2 separate regions of the Homo sapiens genome follow, and region 2 is linked to region 1. A link is a loop called in an ENCODE intact Hi-C map of the cell type or tissue named here. Cell type or tissue: GM12878. All regions are shown on one strand.

Region 1 (4,000 bases):
ACTAAACTTCTTAAATCTGTGCCCCAACACAAAATGGTTAAAGGTACAATTTGAGTCTCCATATACAACTACTAAAAAAAGAATAAGCCCAATTTTCTACTAATGGATTACGACAGATATATAAAGCAAGTATCATCAAACTGCTGGGTTTAAAATGGTAAAATATCGTTCATGTGTTTGGAGAAGGAGAAGGTTTCAGTGGTAGGGTAGCTAGCTGTGGGACTCAGTTTCCTCTCTGTATCACACATGGGAAGGGGGCTGATCTCTGAGGGCCTCTCCAGTTCTAACTTTGGGATAATGACCCTTGAGCAAAAATAATGAATGCCTTCCTCCAGCTCCCAGAGCCACCTATTGACAATGCCCTAATCACACCCAAAACAGACACAGAAGCTCCCTGAGGCCAGAGGCAAAGCTTGACTCCTGCTCAACAAAGTCTGTTTGGTGAATGGCCAGTTGGCTGCATCCATTTAGAAAGCTGGCCACCTTCTCTGCAAGCACAGCCTCTCCTGAACACCAGAGAGCTGGAGAGGAAAATGAATACTGGGCTTGCTGCCTAGAAATAATTCCTATAATCCAAGATCAACATCTCTGATAACATTAGCCTGCCCACCTCCAGGCCACGGCCAGGCCTGCCATCTGACACTCAGCAACACAAGTCCCAGCCCAGGGGCAGTCTGCTCAAGGAAAGTCTGCTGGTACAGTAGCACTGGCCTAGGAAAGGGGCAGAAAGAAGAAGCACACAGGATCTCAGCTACCAAATCCCCACTTCTCACACTGGATTCTAGTTCTCCCAGGCAATCTCTGCAAAGGCTAAGAAAATGGCCAAGCATGCAAACTCATTAGAAGATGGTGATTCCCAGCTTACAGGGAACACATGTTGCTGATCAAACAGGAACTAAGTCTTTGAGCAGCTACACAATTATACCAACATTTACTAACTCCCTTGTCCCATCTTCTTCAGGGAGCTTTCTTGATAATCAGTTATACAGAACTCTCCAATTCTGCAGTGTTCACCAAAATTATTACACAAATCACAGATTTCTGGCCCTGGGCCATATCCAGATTAGTATTTTACATATGGATGCCCCCTCCCCTTCCTTTACTATGGAGAAGTGCCAGACTTCTCAGAATCAAAAAACTTGCAGACATGTGATATTTATCTCAGTGCTGAATACTACAGACAAACATGGGCCTCTTCAATGTTTTTTTCAAAACTCTTACAATTCTTTGATTATATCAGATGCTAAGCTATTTTTAAAGTTAACACTACAGTTTCTTAAATCAATGGAAAATTTTCACTGCTGTATTTGCAGCAAGCAGCATAGTGCTTAGAATATGATAGATGCTCAAAAATATTTGCTGAGTAAATGGACACTACAAACGTCCGTTTCACCATGAAATGAAAGCACACACACCACACCCACACACACACACACACACACACACACACACACACACAGAGGATATGAGGGCTTAAAGCATGCATTTAGCCAACAAGCATCTAACAGGTGCTGGGATCCTCTAAGTATGAAAGGCACAGTAGTGAAATACACTGACAAAATATCCTAGGAGGTGATGCTCTGGTAGGACACAACAGCAGACACTCAAAGACTAGACCAGGAGCAAAACCATCCTGAATCTGTAGCCGACTGAGGGCCTCCTGTGCTGGCTGGTGAGCTACTGCCTGCTGGACAATCACGAAAGCCACAGTCTCCCCAGGGATCCTCTCAGCTTCTTGCCCCTCACATGGCCTCACATATCTGAATGCCAAGATGTTTACTGAACTGAGCACTCCAGGCAAAGTACTTCACAGAACACTAGTTACAAGCCACTAACTAGTCACCACTACCCAGTTTACCATTTCCACATTGCATTCACTCTGTGAAAGCAAACAAAACCCAGCTGAGGGCTGGCCTGACAGGATATGGGTGAACACCCGATCACATGTCATTAAGATCCCACTACATAAATACCAGAACCGAAAATTGCTAATGAAAATGCCTCTCCCTCTCCCAAACTGACAGTCACTTCTACAATGGTGGGGGTCTTTTTCTTTCTTTAGAGGAAGGGGGTGTTACTGTTTGTATTTTGTTCTGACTGGAGGTGGGAAGTCTGCACCCCAGTGGCTCAAAGGTAAAAGCAACTGATCGAGGAGACTGGTCCACCCCCCTCAGACGTGAGGTGGGAGCTGGTACATCTGAATACTCCTTCCATTTCTCAAGAAATCGTCATCTCCACAGAGGAAGGAAACTGGTAATGTGCATATGAGCAAAGCAAGTGCAGCAGGAGAGAAGTCAATGCCGGGGGCCATTAGGAATGCTTCAGGAAAGGAAGTCCACCAGGGCGGGCCGGCCCTAGCCACACACACACCTGCCAAAGCGAGCTTCACCCATCACAACACCCACCACTCAGAAACAAAATTAAGAAGCAACTGCTCAAGATAGGTTCAGCTTTGCATTTATCTACTTTTAAATCTGTTTGCCAGTACATAACATATAAATACATCAACCCTTTGTACCCAACACGATAATCCTCTAACTTAGTTACATAAAAATACTAGGCATGACCAAACCATCAGTGCCACAGTCCAAACGTGTGTCCCCGCAAAATTCACGTGTTGAGACCCAGTCCCCAAGATGATAGTACTAAGAGGGAAGCCTTGTGGGAAGTGATTTAAGTCATGAGGGCAGAGCCCTCTGGAATGAGATCAGGGTCCTTATGAAAGAGGCCAGAGTGGTAAAAGGAATTTGAGGAGAAAAATACATTTAGATAGATAGATACATACATACATATATACAAACATACATAGATGGAGGCCCCAGAAGGAACTTGTCTGTCCCCTTCTGCTATGAGGACACCACTAGAAGGCACCACCTCTAAAGCAGAGTGAGCCCTCACCAGACACCAAATCTGCTGGTGCCTTCATCTTGGGCTTCCCAGCCTCCAGAACTATGAGAAATAAATTTCTGTTGTTTATAAGCTACCCTGTCTACGGTATTTTTTCACAGCAGCACAAATGGCCTAAAACAATCTATCTGGGAGCAGAAGAAAGAAAACAAAAACCTATTTGTCAAACCCTGCTTAAAACTCTTTACTGACTCTAGCTCTTAAGATGAAGACCAAAATCCTGCCCTGGCCCAAGGCCTGCCTCTTCCAAAGGCTATGTCCCCTTCACTCCTAGTTGCCACCAGGCACTCCTTGAGTCCCACATGCAACCAGCACCCCCACCTAAGGGCCTCTGCTTATGCCATTTCCTCTCCCTACAACACTTGACTTCCTCCTCTCCACCCCCACCCCCGCTCCAGTCAACACCAACTCATCCTTTGAGTCTCAGCTCAAATGTCGCTTCTTCAGGAAAGTCTTTCCTAGCCCTCCACCAACCATAAACCAGATCAAGATCCTGAACTATACATGCATTGCATATCTTTCCTTTCAAACTTCCTAGCACTGGTTGGTGTTTGTTATATTTTATTAACGTCTGTCCCCCCCACCTACTGAAAGCTCCAGGAGGACAGGGACTGTTTGTCTTGTCCAGTCATATCCCCAGTGCCTAAGCACACACAGTGAGTGAATGAGTGGGAAGCTCCTGAGGCCTTCCTAGAACACAAGTCAGTGAACTACAGCCTGCGGTCATTTCCAGTCTCTGCCTATTTCTGTACAATCTACAAGGCAAGGGCAGTTTTAACATTTTTATTTTGCTATTTTATTTTTTTGAAACAGGGTCTCCCTCTGTCACCCAGGCTGGAGTACAGTGGAGCAAACACAGCTCACTGCAATGTCCACCTCCTGGGATCAAGCAGTCCTCCTGCCTCAGCCTCCCAAGTAGCTGGGACTAAAGACATGTGCCATCATGCCTGGCTAGTTTGTTTTTTGTTTTGAGACAGAGTTTCGCTCTTGTCGCCCAGGCTGGAGTGCAATGGCGCCACCTCAGCTTGCTGCAACCTCTGTTTCCTGGGTTCAAGCAATTCTCCTGCCTCAGCCTCCCAAGCAGCTGGGATTA
Region 2 (4,000 bases), 100 kb before region 1:
GAAAAAAAAAAAAAACTTTTACCCTAGAATAATATATCCAGCGAAAATATCCTTCAAACATGAAGGAGAAATAAACTTTCCCAGACAAAAACAAAAGCTGAGGGATTTCACCAGCAGACCTATCCTACAAGAAATGCTAAAGGAAGGTCTTCAATCAGAAACAAAAGGACATTAATGAGGAATAAGACATCATCTGAAGGTACAAAACTCACTGGTAATAGTAAGTACACAGAAAAACACAGAGTATTATAACACTGTAATTGTGGTGTGCAAACAGCTCTTAAGTAGAAAGACTGAAAGATGAGGCCAGGCACAGTGGCTCATGCCTGTAATCCCAGCACTTTGGGAGGCTGAGGTGGGTGGATCACGAGGTCAGGTGATCGAGACCATCTTGGCTAATATGGTGAAACCCCATCTCTACTAAAAATACAAAAAAAAAAAAAAAAAAATAGCTGGGCATTGTCATGGCATGCGCCTGTAGTCTCAGCTACCTGGGAGGCTGAGGCAGGAGAATCACTTGAACCCAGGAGGTAGAGGTTGCAGTGAGCCGAGATGGTGCCACTGCACTCCAGCCTAGGTGACAGAGCAAGACTCTGTCTCAAAAAAACAACAAAAACTAAAAGATGAACCAAACAAAAACAATAACTACAACAACTTTTCAAGACACAGACAGTACAATAAGATATAACTAGAAACAACAACAAGTTAAAAAGCAGAGGGACAAATTTAAAGTGTAGAGTTTTGGTAAGTTTTCTTTTTGCTTGTTTGTTTGTTCCTTTATGCAAGCAGCGTAAAGTTATCAGTTTAAAACAATGGGTGATAAGATAGTACTGCAAGCCTTGTGGTAACCTCAAAAAAAAAAAAAAAATACGCAATGAATACACAAAAAAACCAAAAGCAAGAGGTTAAATCATACCACCAGAGAAAATCACCTTCACCAAAAGGACGATAGGAAGGAGGAAAGAAGAAAGAGAAAACCACAACCACCAGAAAACAAATAACAAAATGGCAAGAGTAAGTCCTTACTGATCAATAATCACCTTGAATGTTAATGGACTAAACTCTCCAATCAAAACTGTTATGGAAAGAACTGTTATGGAGCAGTTCTCCCCGTCCCCACCCACATCATTTTTCATCAACTCTAGATGAGCTAAGGGCCCCCAAATGCCTTAGGCTTAGCATTCCTTGGGGCGAAGTCCCTTCTTGCTCAGAGTCTAAAAGACAAGTAGTGACACTGTTTCTGCCTGATAGGCCTTCAGTCTCCAGAGTGGAGAATCTGCCTTTGTGTGAGGTCTTAGTAAGAAAAGCTAGGAGCCAGATCATATCCTCTCTCACCCTGCTGCATCCAGGGAGTGTGCATGTGACTTACTCAGCCAACCCAATGCTGTTTCCTTGCACGTGGAAATTTGAGTGAGAAAGGTGGGGAAACGAGATGGTTGTAGCACCACCAGAGGTCATGGGGTGGGGAGGCTGAACTGTTTCTGCTAAGAGACTGTTATTGTGGTTCTTGGGGCCTTCCTCTTTGTTTCTTGGGTCCTAACTGTTCTCAAGCCTGATCCATCAGCTCCCTTCTATTCTGTCAGTTCCCTGACAGTCTTTCAATAAGTCCCTTTTACTTAAGTTAGCCAGATTAGTTCTCAAGCTTTTAACCAAGAATGCTTCCTGGTGGAACAGAGCCTCTCTCACCCCTGTGGTTTGGCCAATAGAGAAAGGAATCTCTTGGGGGAGCAACCTTGAACTTCGCTTTGTTTCCAGGCTTGCCCCACTGTGGCAGGCTGGTCTTAGGGTACTGCCTCAGCCACCAGGACCCTTCTCAGTAGGATCATTCACCATATATTGGTCTTAAGTGTGACTTTCTCTCTGTCTCATGTAGGATAGTTGACACTGGCAAGGACCAGCTTCCCAGAATCAGACACAGAGGAGATGGCTTCTCTAGGACTCTCCAGTAACAAGCTAGTGCCAGTTCTTGTGGTGAAGGGTTGACATAGTTTAGGAACAGAGAGGTAAATGAACTCATGGACTGCTGGAAAGTTTTAGCTGTGCATCCCCATCCTCCCCTGCATCTTTTCCCTTTTGCATACATTTCCATTCCTGGTAAGGATGGACACGTCGGGAAACCCATCTTTGTTAATATAATGTCATCCCAAAAAAATCACTGGAGGGGTTGTGGCCTGGAGTTCTGCATCCGGGGGCTTAGTGCAGATTTCTCAGGCTGGCCTGAAGGTGGTGCTGTTTGCATGTGGTCAGTCTGGACTGATAAAGATACTATCAGGGTATTGGATAAGATTCACTAGATAAACTTAACTTTGCATTTCTGTATCTGGATTAAAGAGGTTAATTAGTGAAAACCACGTGAATTTCACTTCATTGGAGTGGGCAGAGGATTTTCTAACACAAAACTCAGATGTTATAAAAAGACAAGATTAACAAATTTGATTGCATAAAAACTTCCAATTTCTATAGCAGAAAACAGCAAACTGAGAAATAGTAACAACTATTGTGACAAAGAGATAATTTTCTTAATATACAAAGAGCTCTTACAAATAAATCCAATTAAAAATGGGAAAAGGACCGGGCACGGTGGCTCATGCCTCCCAGCAGTCTGGACCAAAGTAAATGTGAGATGCAAGTGGGGCAGCAAGGAATGGTGGACACAGACATTGCCTGTGTCTCCTCTGCTCACACGCAGGCTCCTTTGTCCCATCAGACCTTGCTTACTGGCCGGGTGCGGTAACTCACACCTGTAATCCCAGCACTTTGGGAGGCTGAGGTGAGTGCATCACTTGAGATCAGGAGTTGGAGACCAGCCTGGCCAACATGGTGAGACCCCTTCTCTACTGAAAATACAAAAATTAGCTGGGTGTGGTGGCAGATGCCTGTAATCCCAGCTATTCAGGAGCCTGAGGCAGGAGAATTGCTTGAACCCGGGAGGCAGAGGCTGCAGTGAGCCAAGATCGTGCCACTGTACTCCAGCCTGGGCAACAAAAGCAAAAAAAACTCCGTCTCAAAAAAAAAAAAAAAATAGAATATGGCAACAGCAGAGCATTGTACACCTGCCCCACTTCTCCCCACTCTCCATTGCTTTTTCCTAGGCAACCACCTTCAAACTTAACACTGTTAGCTTTTTCTTGTATTTATTTTCCTATTTCCAAAAAGCATTGCTAGACTCTCATTTATTGATTTTCCAGTTTAGATATTATCTGGAAGGTTGGGATTTAGCACCCTTGCATCACTTCCTGTATGTGCATTTGTCCCCTCACCTTTCATCCCAATTTTGTGTTAACATATTTGGATTAAGTCCACATTCCACGTTTTCATTATTATGGCTGTAAATCTTGATGGCTGAACTAAGTGTTGTAATAAGATGGCATTTCTGTTTTTTGTTTGTTTTTTGAGAGTCTCATTCTGTTGCCCCAGCTGGAGTACAGTGGTGCAGTCTCAGCTCACTGCAGCCTCCGCCTCCTGGGTTCAAGTGATTCTCATGCCTCAGCCTCCCAAGTAGCTGGGATTACAGGCACCTGCCGCCCCCACTCAGCTAATTTTGTATTTTTAGTAGAGACGGGGTTTCCATGTTGGCCAGGCTGGTCTCGAACTCCTGACCTCGAGTGATTTGCCACCTTGGCCTCCAAAAGTGCTGGGATTATAGGCATGAGCTACCGTGCCCCATCTAGATGGCATTTCTTTTTAAGAACAGTTTTTTTTGTGCTTTGTTTTCCTTGCTTCTCCAGGCCTTCCAGATCCTTTAATAGTTTTATAAGATGTCTCTTAATCCAGTTTTCCCAAAGGTAATCCCTACCAGATAATCCAGCAGTTCCCTTCTTTCCTGGACCCTCCTCCCAACTTCCCTCGGTCCTCTAGTTTAGACTAGATGCTTTCTAGGCCTGCCCCAAAATATTTATGGAGGGTCTTCCTGTTTCTTGGATCCCATGCTACTTTTTTTATGGGGAGGTACCTTTTTTTTTTTTTAATTTGTTTTGGTGGAGCACATCCTCAAGTAGCT

The links. A loop is a pair of places that touch in the nucleus more often than their neighbours do. Peaks named below come from ENCODE experiments on the same cell type or tissue, not always from the same donor. Only the 100,000 strongest peaks of a DNase experiment are listed, where the experiment ranks them.
Region 2: a loop joins it to region 1, with 2.3 times the contacts of the local background. A loop is called at or near these places in 3 of 110 quality-filtered maps.

Annotation. Positions count from the first base shown.
Region 1 is chr15:78,066,963-78,070,962 of GRCh38, forward strand. All of the region lies in intron 1 of TBC1D2B (TBC1 domain family member 2B), which reads right to left. Among named protein-coding and RNA genes, the nearest start is that of TBC1D2B, 8.7 kb to the right of the region's middle. RefSeq lists enhancers at 2,026-2,105, 2,136-2,185. In GM12878, CTCF peaks have their summits at 2,125 and 2,848 (motif pointing right); a DNase peak (open chromatin) is centred at 1,889; H3K4me3 peaks cover 3,005 bases; H3K27ac peaks cover 4,000 bases.
Region 2 is chr15:77,964,751-77,968,750 of GRCh38, forward strand. No RefSeq gene overlaps it. Among named protein-coding and RNA genes, the nearest start is that of TBC1D2B, 110 kb to the right of the region's middle. In GM12878, a CTCF peak has its summit at 2,223 (motif pointing right); a DNase peak (open chromatin) is centred at 2,243.